Linked DNA regions of Mus musculus: region 1 is linked to region 2. A link is a contact called in ENCODE Hi-C or POLR2A ChIA-PET data. All regions are on one chromosome and are shown on one strand. The core of a region is the stretch at or near the end of the contact, and the rest is flanking DNA. Distances in the headings are between cores, read along the strand shown.

Region 1 (6,508 bases), core at 3,239-5,738, 250 kb after region 2:
TAAGAAGAATAGTCTTGTTTGTTTTTATTCCTGCCTATCTCCTTGTTGTCAGGTGTAAATAAAAGACACTGTGTGTCCATATCTATCACTGTAGTTAGCCTGCGGCCGAGTTGATGTTTGGTTTGTGAGCTGAGACTGGGAGGTGAACACACTTACATTAAGCATCCTACTGGGCCGATAGACTGATTAGACCTTATCTGAACTGTGGAGAACGGAATGCTGCAGATCAGGAGCCTGATTATCTTGAACTATCCTTAGCTCTCTAAACAGCCATTTACTGCTCATCTCTGTGAGTGACTTAACATCCTTATATTAGGTCAATGCTTTTGCAATCTACAAACAAGGCTTACAGCTACCATACTGCAAAGCCTAAGAATGTCATCAGATAACACCTGGAGCCTTATGGCAGAGACTTATCTACCTCCCAGTAGCCTGACTACTTGATGCATCAACCAACGTATCTGAAAAGCAACTTGACTGATCACTTTTGGTTGAGTTACTGTAAAAACAGGAAACTGTTACCATGTTGGTATTTGGTGGTAACCCAAATCTGTGTCCCCTGCCATGGCCACTTGGATTTGGCACCAGAACAAATGAGCTGTTACTAATTTTGCAGAGAGGGCTGTGTATTTTGCATCAGCTGGTTGAAGTCAAAAAAAAAAAAAAAATCTGGCCTCATTTAGATGTGTAGAGTAAAGGTGAGCAGTTTAGTGTCCTTTTCAAATAACGCCTTCCATATTACACCAAGAAGTCAGAGGCTCAGAGCTTCTTCAGAATGAGGTAGTTTTCATATTGTTACACTTACAAATATAAGAACCATGTACCCTCTAGGCTTGGGATATTTAGAAACTATTCACTGAGTTAGGCAATTGAATGTTGAAACATTTCATTATACAACATTGGAAAGCCCCAAAGGTTGTGATGACAAGTGTTGGTGATAAGGGATGCTAAGAAGTGAGAAGGGGGACCAAAAAGGCCACTGGCAGTTACCTGTGTCCCAGATCCATTGGGGACATAGTGCATAAAGCTGTGTGTGAGCTTCCTCTAGTCCATGTGGCATGCTCTATCTACATCCTTTTTCATACTGACAGCAGGTGCCTTCCAGGTCTGGAGACCCATTTGGGACCTAGACGTGAAAGTGAGGTAATGACAACAGCATGGTTGGTGGTCACTAAACCCCTTCACAAAGGGTCCATGGTTGATAACATATTTGACAAAGACAGCAGGAGCTCCCCTTGGCCAGGAAAAAGCTCGAGACCTCCTGTGATAACTAGACAATTCTTGGGAAGACATCCTGAAGACAGACGGACCATGAAGCACCTCATATGACAAGTACTTAGGCCTCACAAACCCTTCCCTCAACCTGCCACTGGAAACTGTAACATTCCCTTGTATTTCATTTGCTAAAAGCCTGGGGTTTTCTTGACCCCCCTAATCCAGAAATCATCTTCGGTTTGCCTACATTTTTTCTCTCCAACTCTAATTGTTCTTGAGTTTCCTCCTTGGGTACATTTTGAAATACTCTGCTCCTCAATGATAACAGGAAGGTGTTATTCTCACATTAACAAATACAGTTACCCGGTTAGTAATGGGGAAGCAGACACAGCTCCTCACTTGAAAAACTGAGTTAGATAAACTCCCTGGTAGGTGGGCGGGGAAAGGGCCAAAGACTAGGGATTAAAGGTGGAGAATATTGGAAGATGGATGGCTTCTTCCAGGTCCTCCAGACTTGAGACAATAGCTTGGCAGATTAAAACAAAGGTCTTGTTGACTTTTGTCTCCCCACCAGCGGGCCCCCTGCTGATGGACTGGTTCAACCAGTTCAAAGCTTGATGAAGACTTGTCAGACAACAGTCTGAGCCAATCTCCTGTCCTATATTTCTTCAAACTGACCAACCCTAATTAATTAATTAATTAGGGGAGGAAGACTCTTCAGAGGCTTAGAACATTCAGCCTTTGAAAAGACACTGGATGTTTTTGGCCGAGTCTCTGCTCTGCAGTGTATTTCTTTCTTTTTCTTTCTGTACATCTGCTGTCTCCCATGTGTTTCCTCAATCCCTAATAAACACCTTTCTTCAACTGCTGATTCTGTCTGTGAGGTGTTTGAGATTTCTCTGGTGCCTTAAGGGGGAAAAAAAACTGATCAAGATCTCTAGATTTTATCATCTTCAAGCCTCACCTTGGTTTTTGTTCCTGAAGACTATCACACTGTCATCCTCGGCAGCCAGAGGAGTTCCCCTGGATTTTAGGGACTTCAGCTCGGGCTAAACCAGGATTAGTGGATTTGATGTTGAAAAGAATTTATAGTGAAACATAGCTGGGAATTTTATTACAGGTATTTTAATGTAAGCTTAAGCATAAAGGGTTTTTGTTTTTTTTTTTTTTTTTTTGGTTAAAAAAAACACACAGGCTCACATTGTTAGTATTATCCAGATAAGCTATAGTGGTTCTCAGATTGTGCATCTAAGAGTCACCAGAACACCTTCCTATTTGTCTAGTTTTACAGCTATCTGTGTGTATGGGTGCATGCCATGGACACCTGTAGAGGTCACAGGACAATCTCCAATTCACTTTCTCCTTCCACCACATGGGCTCTGTAATCACTAAGGTTTGTCAATCCTGAGTACAGATGTTCAGAACCATCTTACTGTCTCCTCTCTTCTGATAAAACATGAGGTGGCCCCAGAGACGTTTTAGACAGGGTTATAATCTGATAAGGGAAAAGCCACATGTCCTTTCCTTACAAATGTAATTTCTACAGACATTCCTAGAAAATTGAAACTTTATGGTTGGGAAAGGAGAGGGGGCCCTCAGGTACCTTGTTTTTCTGTTGACAAAAGTTGACTCTTAACATTGTCAAGTAAATGCTCCCACAAATGGATCATCTGACTATTTGCAGAATGTCATAGGCCAACAGAGAGAGAACCCCTGAATTTCCAGAGACCTTCAGGTTGGCTCAGTCCCTTCTTTTTTGATGTGTACCTCAATTCCTGTCTTCCTGAACTCTTGTTTGCCAATCTGAATCTACAGTCTATCTGTCAAACAATTCCTTTGTCTGGACTGGTCTGCTGAACTGACAGTGAATTGTCTTGACAGTTCCTTTGCCTGCCCTTTTACCTCTGCATCTTCATTAAACTGGACAGTTTGTCATATCTGTGACCCACCAACAGCTGCTTTTCCCCTAAAGCTGGGTTTGTGGTTCATGTTATCGTGACAGACACTCTTATAGCCCTGTCAGTTCTCCAGCACTGGCTTCCCAAGGCTTTTAAAACTCCTTTCTTCTTTCTAACTCTTTGTAGTCACTGTAACCTATATATGCATATGTAAACAGAGATATACTTACAGAGTGATGTATGTGTGATCTGAGAGTTAATATTAGTAATTAAGACTGCAATAAAAGAACCTGTGTTTCCCTTAGCAAGGGCTACAGAGTAAAGTGGGCCTCTCTGGTGCCAGCGAAGCCACTGTACTTAGTGAAATTTATTGTCATTCAATACATTCTGATATCGTGTAAACTCCTAAGCACGTCCATCTGACATAGTGTGCTAATGACAGGAGTCACCTGTATGCCTTATGAAGCGCATCTCAGAGGTGATGGGAAAGAAACATGGGGCAAAAGATGAAGGGAAATCCAAGGCAAGGAAGCAGAGACACAGGCGTCAGTGGTGTGGAAAGGGAGAAAACTAGGGGCAGAATAAGTGACCTTAGGGTCACTTAGAGAAACCAACACACACACACACACCCACATATTTAAAACGTACTTTATACAGATCTGAGCGTGCGCACTGACCTGTTTCCTTCTATACCTTCTTGTATAGAATTATCTGGTCTCCACTAGTTAGGGCAGTGAAAGGACCTGGGCCCCTGGATAAGTTTTTGCTGTTACTTAACTATTCTAGTTTTCTGGAGGGAAGAGAACTTATGGATCCTACATGTATAGGGAAATACTTTCCTACACATTGAAAAGAAGAAATGTAGGATATTAGGAAAACGCACAGTAGAAACAAGTTAAAGAGCAAGAGGTTATTAAAGGGCAAAAGTTAAGGCTTTGAAAGATTTAATACAAGGAGGTGACAGTCCCGTGAAAGGTGAACCAAGGGTACAGGAGACGGACCCAGCCTCATTCTGCAACAGCCAAGAGGAGGGAAGGTGTGCTTCCTATGCACGTGGGGGCACGGGTGGCCCTCCGGCACGCGAAGACGCTGCAGTTGTCCATAACCTGCGGCATCGAGCTCCTCCTGTGCTCCACGACTTAGTCGGCTCACGCGTGTCTTGCAGGAAGCATCCTCGTGTCTCCACGCAGCTCTCGCACGCCAGCACAGGCCAAAACCCACCACCTCACTTCTTCCCGGGCTCATCCCCAGCCAGCATTCGCAGTCGAGCATGCGTCGTGACGAGGCCAAGGGACCGAGCCAATCAGAACACGTATTACGCCCATAAGTCGGCCAATCAGGAGGCGCCTTATTACCCGGGAGCCTTGCTTCACCCCGCCTCCCCGCTGACAAGCACGGGTCGCGCGGAGCAAAGCGAGCACCCCGAGGCGAGTGCGCCCGGCAAGCCGAGGCGTGCCCTTTCCAAGGCGGCGAGCAGAGGCCGTCACTGTCCCCGCCGGGTCCCGGGCCCCCGCGGCCCATGCTGGGGGCGGAGCCAGGGCGGAGGGCGGCGGCGCGGCCGGCCCCGCGCAGTGATTGGCGGGCGGCCGGCGGTGGCTGAGGTCCTGGTGGCCGCGCGGGCAACGCAGGCGGAGTCGCGGCTGGCGAGCCGAGAGGATGCTGCTGTCCCTGGTGCTCCACACGTACTCTATGCGCTACCTGCTCCCCAGCGTCCTGTTGCTGGGCTCGGCGCCCACCTACCTGCTGGCCTGGACGCTGTGGCGGGTGCTCTCCGCGCTGATGCCCGCCCGCCTGTACCAGCGCGTGGACGACCGGCTTTACTGCGTCTACCAGAACATGGTGCTCTTCTTCTTCGAGAACTACACCGGGGTCCAGGTGAGGCGCGGCCGCGCAGGGCTGCGTGCGAGCCCTCCCCGCGGCCGGGGCGGCGCTTGCAACCCGGGCGAACACTCGCAGCCCGGCGAGCACGTGCCGCAGCTCACGGCCTCCCGCCGCGGGGGGAAGTTTCTGGTTCTCACTTCGGGGTTCCTTCTGGAACGTCCTGCTGAGGCTGAGTGTGTTCCCGGGTCCGCCCCACCCCCGCCCCGGGCCGGCTGTTACTGCCCATCTCAGTGCCTGCCAAAGTAGGGCACTGAGTCCGAGGTGGTGATGCTGGGACTGGCTTCATTTGCACTTCCGAGGTCTTTTAGATTAGCAAGACCTCTAGGCGCTGACCAAAGTGACAGCTGTGAAGGACGACTCCTGCCTTGGGTTCCTCCCGGGTGAAAGCGAGGGCCTAGGGAGGAAATGAATACATTGGTTACAATAGGAGCCTCACTGTCGATACAGTTCTCTTCAGCTTGGACTGGGCTTCAATGTGGGCTGATCTCTTGTCAGATTGCTTTCTTCCTGCTACTGTTTCTTTCTTTCTTTCCACCCCTCCCTCCCCCCCCCCCGCCCCGTGGAGATTGAACTCTGAAAACAATAAAGAGTAGAAAGCTCTCCTAATGTGAATTCGTTATATGACATCCCATAAAAACCTACAGTTGTACTTCCTTTTTGGTTTTCAGTTTCAAAGAAGAGCTCTGTTTGGGTTCTCCCAGATGTATCTATGACTTTCCCCCCCATTTCTCAGTTCTTTTCATTCTGTGTTAGGGGGGTACTTTGGCGACTGGATCCCTTACTGAGTTTTGCGCCAGTTGGAGATTATGTCTGAGGTAGGGAATTAAGACCTCTCTGAATCACTATCTTTTTAAATGTTTTCCTAGGGAATAGGAAAATCACTGTTGCACATCAAGGTTTCTGAAAAATTGACTTTTAGAATAGGATTTCATTCAGAATTTTTAGGAACCCCCACACTGATGGTTTCAAACCTCCCTCTTACTTTACTAAGTTTGTCAAGTGAATGTATGGTCTAATCGTGGATAAGTATTTAATTTCACTAGCAGAAGGGACAAGACAGCGGGGAGCACAACTTAAAGTTGCTGACCTTGCACATGACAAGTACCCCTCAGACGCTCAGGGACCTCTACTCAAGTGCCACCTATATTCTTGCTGCAGAGACGTTAGGATGAGTCAGAATGAAGCAAAGTTAGTGAGTTTATTGATTGGGAGAGAGGACACGCACTTGAGGGGAGTCAAGTGCAAACCTTATTACCCCCCACCCAGGCTACAGCAGCTGTTTTCTAAGTGATTTTAGGGCTTTTAAGTTAACGCCTTAAAACTAAGATTAAGGAGAAGAGAAGGAAAAAAATGAGTTCTTCTATTCTTTCCAATAATGAGCTCTAAAAAAAAAAGAAGCAAACCAGGATCTCACACTGTAGTCTTGGTGGGCAGGAACTCTATGTAGACCTCACAGGCCTCAAGTTCACAGAGATCTGCCTGCCTCTGTCTCCAGAGTGTTAGGACTAAAGGCA
Region 2 (7,083 bases), core at 1,097-3,596:
CTGCCACATGTCCTTCATTCTTTCTGATCTATCCTATATATTGCCATTTTTCAGTTGACTAAAAGCCCATTTTTCAAATGTGATTACAGGTTTGCCCATATGGGGCTAGCCGACTAGGCCAGCACTCTTTCTTTTTGGCTCAGGCTCACCAAGGGTTACTGAGGATGGCATAGGAAACTGTTAAAATGATGCTGGGGGGGCTGGTGAGATAGCTCAGTTGGTAAGAGCACCCGACTGTTCTTCCGAAGGTCTGAAGTTCAAATCCCAGCAACCACATGGTGGCTCACAACCATCCGTAATGAGATCTGACTCCCTCTTCTGGAGTGTCTGAAGACAGCTACAGTATACTTACATATAATAAAAAAAATAAATAAATCTTTAAAAAAAATGATGCTGGGAGTGAAACTCAAGTCCTCTGAGGGAAAGAGAGTGTATGTAGAGGGAGAAACTGTTTGACTGGAGTCCCTGGCTTCCTCCCCTCCCTGACGTGGTCCCTAAATTCCAGTTTTCTCTTCCTCTCCAACAATGGACCATTTGGAAAGCCTCGGAATAGAAAAAAATGGCAAAAACCTAGTCCCACATTCCTGACAGCTGTCCTAATCACCCCACCTCACCAGAAGTCACCAGCCACCCAAGCCCCTTACCCTAGATGACCATACCAGGGCATAAGCGTATGGCAGACATGTCATTTTCCTTCACCTACAATCTATTAAAAAAACCTTCTCCAGCCATAGTCTATTCTTGACATTTTCTTGTCTTGTCCTGAGCCTAGTGAACTTTCCCAGGAGCCCATTCCCAAATAAACCTACATTTTTTTTTTAAACTTCTTAATTTGGTTTGAATTGGCTTTTTTTTTTTTTTTTTTTTCTGGCAGAGAAAAACCTATTAGTAGTGATTCAACAAAAGATTCTGGGAGGCCCTTGCTTTGGACTAAGTTTGCACACCATGTCCATCCAGCAAAGCTGATCAAACCAAAGTGGAGTCAGTCATGCTGAGTGGCAGGGAATCTAAGTGAAAGGTTAGAGAACCCAAAGGGTCCCAACAGTAAGAGGAGATAAGATGCCGGTTCACCTAAGATAGCCAAATAAGGAAGTCTGAGAACCAAGCCATGGTTCTGATTCTGTGTTCCCTTCTCAGGAATCCTAGTCCTGCTCTTACTGCCTGTATAAAGTGAGAGCATACAGCCGAGGGGAGGGTTATTTAGATCGGAGGGAGAGTTCAGCCTGAGGCATCTGGAAAAGTCCACAGAAGGGAGAGAAAGCTCTCTATCGGACTTGGCCAGCAGGGTAGGTCAGGCCATGAGAGGAGTGGGCACTGGGAAGAAAGGTGGAAGAGAAGAGAGAAAAGCAAAAGAGAGGACAGAGGGTGGGGTAGGGAAAGGGGGAGGAGCAGGGGGAGGGGAGGGGGGAGAGAGAGAGGGTCAGTAGGACTAAGTACCAGCCTGAAATGGCGGGGTTATATAGGAATGAGAAGCTTGGGGAACTGAAGCCCAAGAGCTGGAGAAGTTTAGAGCAGGAGGTGGGTTGAGAAACGCTAAAAGGAGCCACAGGTACCACGTAAGCCTGGAGGCCAGCAGACACTGTGGTATGTTACTGGGCACCTTAAGCAGCCATTTTGTCTTGAGTTTCTCTTTGCACTGCCTAGTGAAAGCTCTCCCACTGTGTTAGTGAAGATGCTTCAATTCGTGAATTCCCATTAACAGCTCATCACTCGGAATTTGGCTTTTTAAAATTATATATATTATATATTTTAATATGTACATTTAAAATAATTTTGAAATATATATATATGTATATGTGTGTGTATATCTATATAAATTATCTTTTTTTTTTTTTTTTAAAGCCAAATTGCTGGGCCAGTCTGTAATCCTAGCTCTTGGGGAAGGCTGAGTCGGGAGAAGGGCTGAGTGTTGTGAGCTAGAAACCAAGGCCATCTCTCTAAACACCCAACCAGGAGCTAAGGAGATGGCTCAGTGGTTAAGAACATTTGCTCTAGCAGAGGACCCGAATTTGGTCCCTGGCTCCCTTATGGTGGCACATAACCATGTGTAATTGGATCTGACGCCCTCTAGTGACCTCCACTGGCACCAGGCACGCACGTGGTGCAAATATGTACAAGCAGGCAAAGTACTCACACGTGTAACAAATAAATACAAAACCCAAAACAACCTGTCTGTCCAAACCAGTTGGGTGGTTTTTTTGTTTTTGTTTTTAACGCCCGGCGCTTAAGGCGACGAAAGGATACTGTTATCTACAGAAGAGCAGGCACTCCCTGGCTTCCGTCCTCCCTAGGCGGCTCCGTCCTCCTCCCTCTCCCGGCAGCCCTTGCGCGGGGAGGCGGGCCCGCGTCCGACCCGCCCCCTCGCAGACTCGCGGGCGGGAGGTTTGAAGACCCAGAGGGCCCGCGGACGCTGCAGCAGTCCCGCTCGCGCTCCAGGGTGCAGGGCTGAGGCAGGGCCCACGGGTGGGTCCCCTCCCCGGTCACCGAGCGCTGCGCAACGAGGACGAGCGAACCCTGCGGGGACAAGCGACCGCGGCGCTGACCTGCGCCCTGAAGCCGCGGTGCGGCGGGCTGACTCCTGCCAGGTCGCCGGAGAGCTTCAGGGCCGCCCGTGAGCGATCAGGTCTCGGCTGTCGTGTGTCACTGAGCCGGGCGCTCTCGGCGAGGGAAGGGAACCCGGAGCCCTTGCGCACACACACACACACCCCTAAGCCTGACGCGGCGAGCCCAGGGGGCACGGCCTGCGCATGCGCACCCCTCTGCCTTCCTGCCGGCGCACGCTCGGTCCCGCAGCTTCAAGCTGGTCGGGTCATGGAGGCCTCGGGAGGCGTTGGGGGCGCCTTTCTGAAAGGTGAGGAGACACGCCCAGTAGGGAGGGGGCTGGGGTCTAGGCTCCCAGCGCCTGGTTGTCTTGCCTGGGCCGCCGGGATCGGCTCCCAGGCCAGGTCCCATCCCATCTCAGGGCTCCCTACGCCCGAGGTCCTCTCACATCCTAGGTTCCCTCACACCCGGAGTCCCCTCACTCAGGATCCCGACCACCTGTGTGGACACCCCACATACATTCACCCTGTGACCTTCATCGACCCCTATGTGTTCCCCAATCCCCCCACCCCACCCCGGTGCAGGCTGAGCCCTGGAGAGCTGGCGGGAGGATAGGCTCCTGTCTTAGCTTTCTGGGATCCTCTTGCCTCTATGGCCTCTGCAGTTGTGGGATCAGGAAAAGTAAGAATTTGGTAATAGTGTGATGGCCTCTGGAGGGTCCTACCTGAGTAGAGCTGCCTGACACTTGTGGAGCTCACCTTTTTTTTTGTTGTTGTTGTATTTTTGTCGTGCTAACACGTGCTCAGAACATGGGACCCTGGGTGAGGAGATTCCAAGTATAAATATATTTTATATATTTATATATTATATTTATTATAGCTATGTGTTTATTATATTTATATCATATATGTGTATATATATTTAAATTTTTATTTATTATTTTAGAAAGCAAGTTTGCCTCCAACTTGCTATGTAGCTGAGGCTGACTTATCTCTGTTTTTTAATTTGGTTTGGGGGTGTGGGGTGGGGGTGTGGGCTTGCTTGTGTAACAAAGTTTCTCTTGTGGCTCTAGCCTTCCTGGACCTGGAAACTCTGTCTCAGTCTGTAGACCAGGCTGACCTCAGAGATCTGCCTACCTCTGCCTCTCAAATACTGGTTTTAAAGGGATACACCACCACCACATGCTTTGGCGTAGAACTCTTGCCTCTACTTTATAATCACTATGTGCTAAGATACCCAACTTCATATAAATAATTTATTAGAACTGAACTGTATTAGCTTGACTATGCTATGGCCATAGAATCGTGTTATTGGAAGATAGTCTGGGCCAGAAAGCCTGGAATGATTACTATATCTGTTTCTTTACAGAAAGCATAATCCAGGATAATTATAAATCTTCCTGGATGAGGAAGATTTAAAATACTACCAAAATGGCAAGGATGATGTTTTGAATAGATTCGTAATAAGAAATCTTCACGTAATAGGAAACTTTCACTTTTTTTTCCCTAAAATAAACAGAACAAGAGAAGAATCTATTGTGGGAGGGGGTGTGCAATTCCTAGTGTGTGGTTCCTGCTAAGATCTTGCTTATTTTCAGATGTTGTGGCCTATGTTGAAGTATGGTCTTCCAAAGGGACAGAGAATTACTCAAGGACGTTTGCAAAGCAACTTGAGGATATGGGGGCAACGGTAAGAAATTAATATCAAAATGACTGATAACCTGGTGTTTTCTCGTTATGGGAGCTGTTCCTTAGAACACGAAGGACTTAGCAGTGGGTGAGTGGTAGGAGGCAGAACAAACCAACCAAATACAAGTTGGACAGCAGTGCTTACAGAGGAGATAGTCTTGGAGGCATTGTGTTAGGAGGAGTCTAGTGGGAGACTTGAGTCTGGCATTGGTTCAGTGAGGGCTGGTACTCGCAGTGGAGAGAGTAAAGATGCAGGAGAATGAGCAGGTTTCCAAGGGAAGATTGTGACCGTAGGCATATTGGAAACATCTCATAGGCATTTGATTACTCATGTCTGGAGCTTGAGGCAGTCAGATCTGTAGACTGATGTGGGGGTCAGCAGAGGATGGAACCTTACTCAGATCCTGAGGAGTCCTAAAGGAGGAGGAGGAGGAGTGTTTAAGGACCAGTGATGGCCTGACCACCAACCTGGGAACAAGAAAGGGAAAAAAAATTGTCAGGAGAATATCAAAAGCAAGTATGAAAGAATTTAAGAGGTGTGGATTCAGAACAGCAGAGCCTTAAGGAACGGTAAGATGTGCTTAAGGCTTGTCAGTTATGAGGCGATTGCTCTAGCTCACTTTCTTTTTAAAGGACAAAAGGGTTCAAGGTGAGTCTGAGATTCCTGACTTAGGAAGAAATGGAGATAGTAAACTCAGACTGCTCTGATAGGAAGCTATACTGGCTTGACACAAGCTGGAGTCATCACAGAGAAAGGAGTTTTGGGTGAGGAAATGCCTCCTTGAGATCCAGCTGTGAACGGAAGTCCAAGGATCTACCAGTGTTCAGTCCCACAAGACAAGCAGACAAAGAGAGTGAATCTTCCTTCTTCCAATGACCTTACCTAGGTCTCCAGCAGAAGGTGTGGCCCAGATTAAAGGTGTGTGCCACCAAGCCTTTAATCCCAGATGACCTTGAACTCAGAGATCTCCCTGTTTTAATCTGGAATTCATAAGCCACTATGCCTCAAGATCTCCATGCCAAGATCCAGGTCAGAAACTTGTATCTCCCAGCCTCCAGATTAGCATCACTGGTGAGCCTTCCAGTTCTGGATATAATCAGGTTGACAAGCAGGAAGCCACCGCAGACCCTTTGCTTGCTTACTGCCATTTGTGAGACTCCCTGACAGGCTGAGTGGATGAGCGAGAGACAGGATAACTCCTCACGTCAGGGTGGGGATTAGGGTGCAGTAAGGTGGTATTAGGGCAGTGCTGGCCTCCTCAAAATGAAACAGTCCGAAGTAAAACTGTGGTAAGACAGGGACTTTGTGTATACACATGCCTTTGTATACACAAAGGCATGTGTATACAGCATGCCTTGTTACACAAGCATGTGGCACACCAATTGGAGTTCGGGAGGGCCAACGTATAGGTCATGCCTCTGTCTAGACGCAGTTTGTGGCAGCTCAGTCCCAAGTGTGGGATTTTATCACATCCTCACCTAAGGCTTCTAGTAAGTATCCCACACCATTGTGAAAGACATCTCCAGGTGCCGCTTGTTGTCTGGTAACTTTGCTGAACACCTTGGGGAGAATGTCCCCGGTGCGCAGCTGGGCTCTTTTCTGGTGTCTTGAGAAAACCAGTTTACAAAAGTAACACCTGCGCATGCCTGAAACAGGTGCTCTACAGGGCTTTGAAACCTGTAATGAAACATGAGAGAAACCAGTTCACATCTGCTTTATACCCCTTTGGTGCAGAGATATGATTCCAGGCCTCACACACACTTAGACAAGTACGCTATCACTAAACTAGATTCCCGGACTCTTCTGTTTTTGAAAGGCAATTTAAAAACCGTGGGTGGAGAGCCAGAGAACCATGGCTTGTATGTGGAGGTCAGAAGACAACCTGAGCCATCTCCTACCATGCTGGGTCTTGACTGTTTTGAATTGTCTGATCTTACCACATGCCTTAATTAGGGTTTCATCGCTATGAATAAACACTATAACTAAGGCAACTGTTATAAAGACAAGCATTTAATTGGGGTTGACTTTCAGTTTCAGAGGTTCAGTCCATTATCATCATGGTGGGAAGCATCATGCAGGCAGACTTGGTACTGGAGGAGCCAAGAGTTCAACATCCTTTTTTTTTTTTTTTAAATTTTTTAAAAATCTTTTTATTATATATTTTCTTTATTTACATTTCAAATGTTATCCCCTTTCTTAGTTTTCCCTCCGAAAATCCCCATCCCTTTCCCCCTCCCCCTGCTCCTCAACCCACCCACTCCCATTCCTGGTCCTGGCATTTTCCTATTCTGAGGCATAGAGCCTTCATAGAGACCTAGGGCCTCTCCTCCCATTGATGACCAACTAGGCCATCCTCTGCTACATATACAGCTAAAGCCACAAGTTCCACAATGTGTTTTCTTTGATTGGTGGGTTAGTTCCAAGGAGCTCTGGGAGTACTGGTTAGTTCATATTGTTGTTCCTCCTATGGGGCTTCAGACCCCTTCAGCTCCTTGGATACTTTTTCTAGCTCCTTCATTGGAGACCTTGTGCTCCATCCAAGGAATGATTGTGAGCATCCACTTCTGTATTTGCCAGGCACTGGCAGAGTACATCAGGAGACAGGTATATTGGGCTCCTATCAGTAAGCTCTTGTTGGCATCTGCCATAGTGTCTGGGTTTGGTTGTCGTTTATGGGATGAATCCCCAAGTGGGGCAGTATCTGGATGGTTGTTCCTTCAGTCTCTGCTCCAAACTTTGTAACTCCTTCCATGGGTATTCCCCCCCCCCCCTCCCCGCCCCGTCTAAGAAGGATTCTGAGCTTCTGGGCTCAGAATCAGTGAGTGCATATCATGTGTGTTCTTTTGTGACTGG

Evidence for each region. A loop is a pair of places that touch in the nucleus more often than their neighbours do. ChIA-PET counts read pairs that join two places held with the same protein, here RNA polymerase II (POLR2A).
Region 1: a map of T-helper 1 cell shows a loop between it and region 2 (3-fold over the local background). The contact joins the promoter of Agpat5 here to the promoter of Mcph1 in region 2. A Hi-C loop is called at or near these places in 3 of 37 maps with a recorded cell type or tissue (T-helper 1 cell, regulatory T cell and v-Abl transformed pro-B cells). POLR2A ChIA-PET finds 5 or more read pairs at or near these places in 2 of 5 experiments (Patski and embryonic stem cell).

The regions. Positions count from the first base shown.
Region 1 is chr8:18,841,791-18,848,298 of GRCm38, forward strand. Agpat5 (1-acylglycerol-3-phosphate O-acyltransferase 5 (lysophosphatidic acid acyltransferase, epsilon)) reads left to right here and starts at 4,489. Exons shown (of 8, transcript NM_026792.3): 1 at 4,489-4,988. The coding sequence starts at 4,770.
Region 2 is chr8:18,592,785-18,599,867 of GRCm38, forward strand. It overlaps Mcph1 (microcephaly, primary autosomal recessive 1), which reads left to right and starts at 2,347. Exons shown (of 14, transcript NM_173189.3): 1 at 2,347-2,851; 2 at 4,139-4,230. The coding sequence starts at 2,812.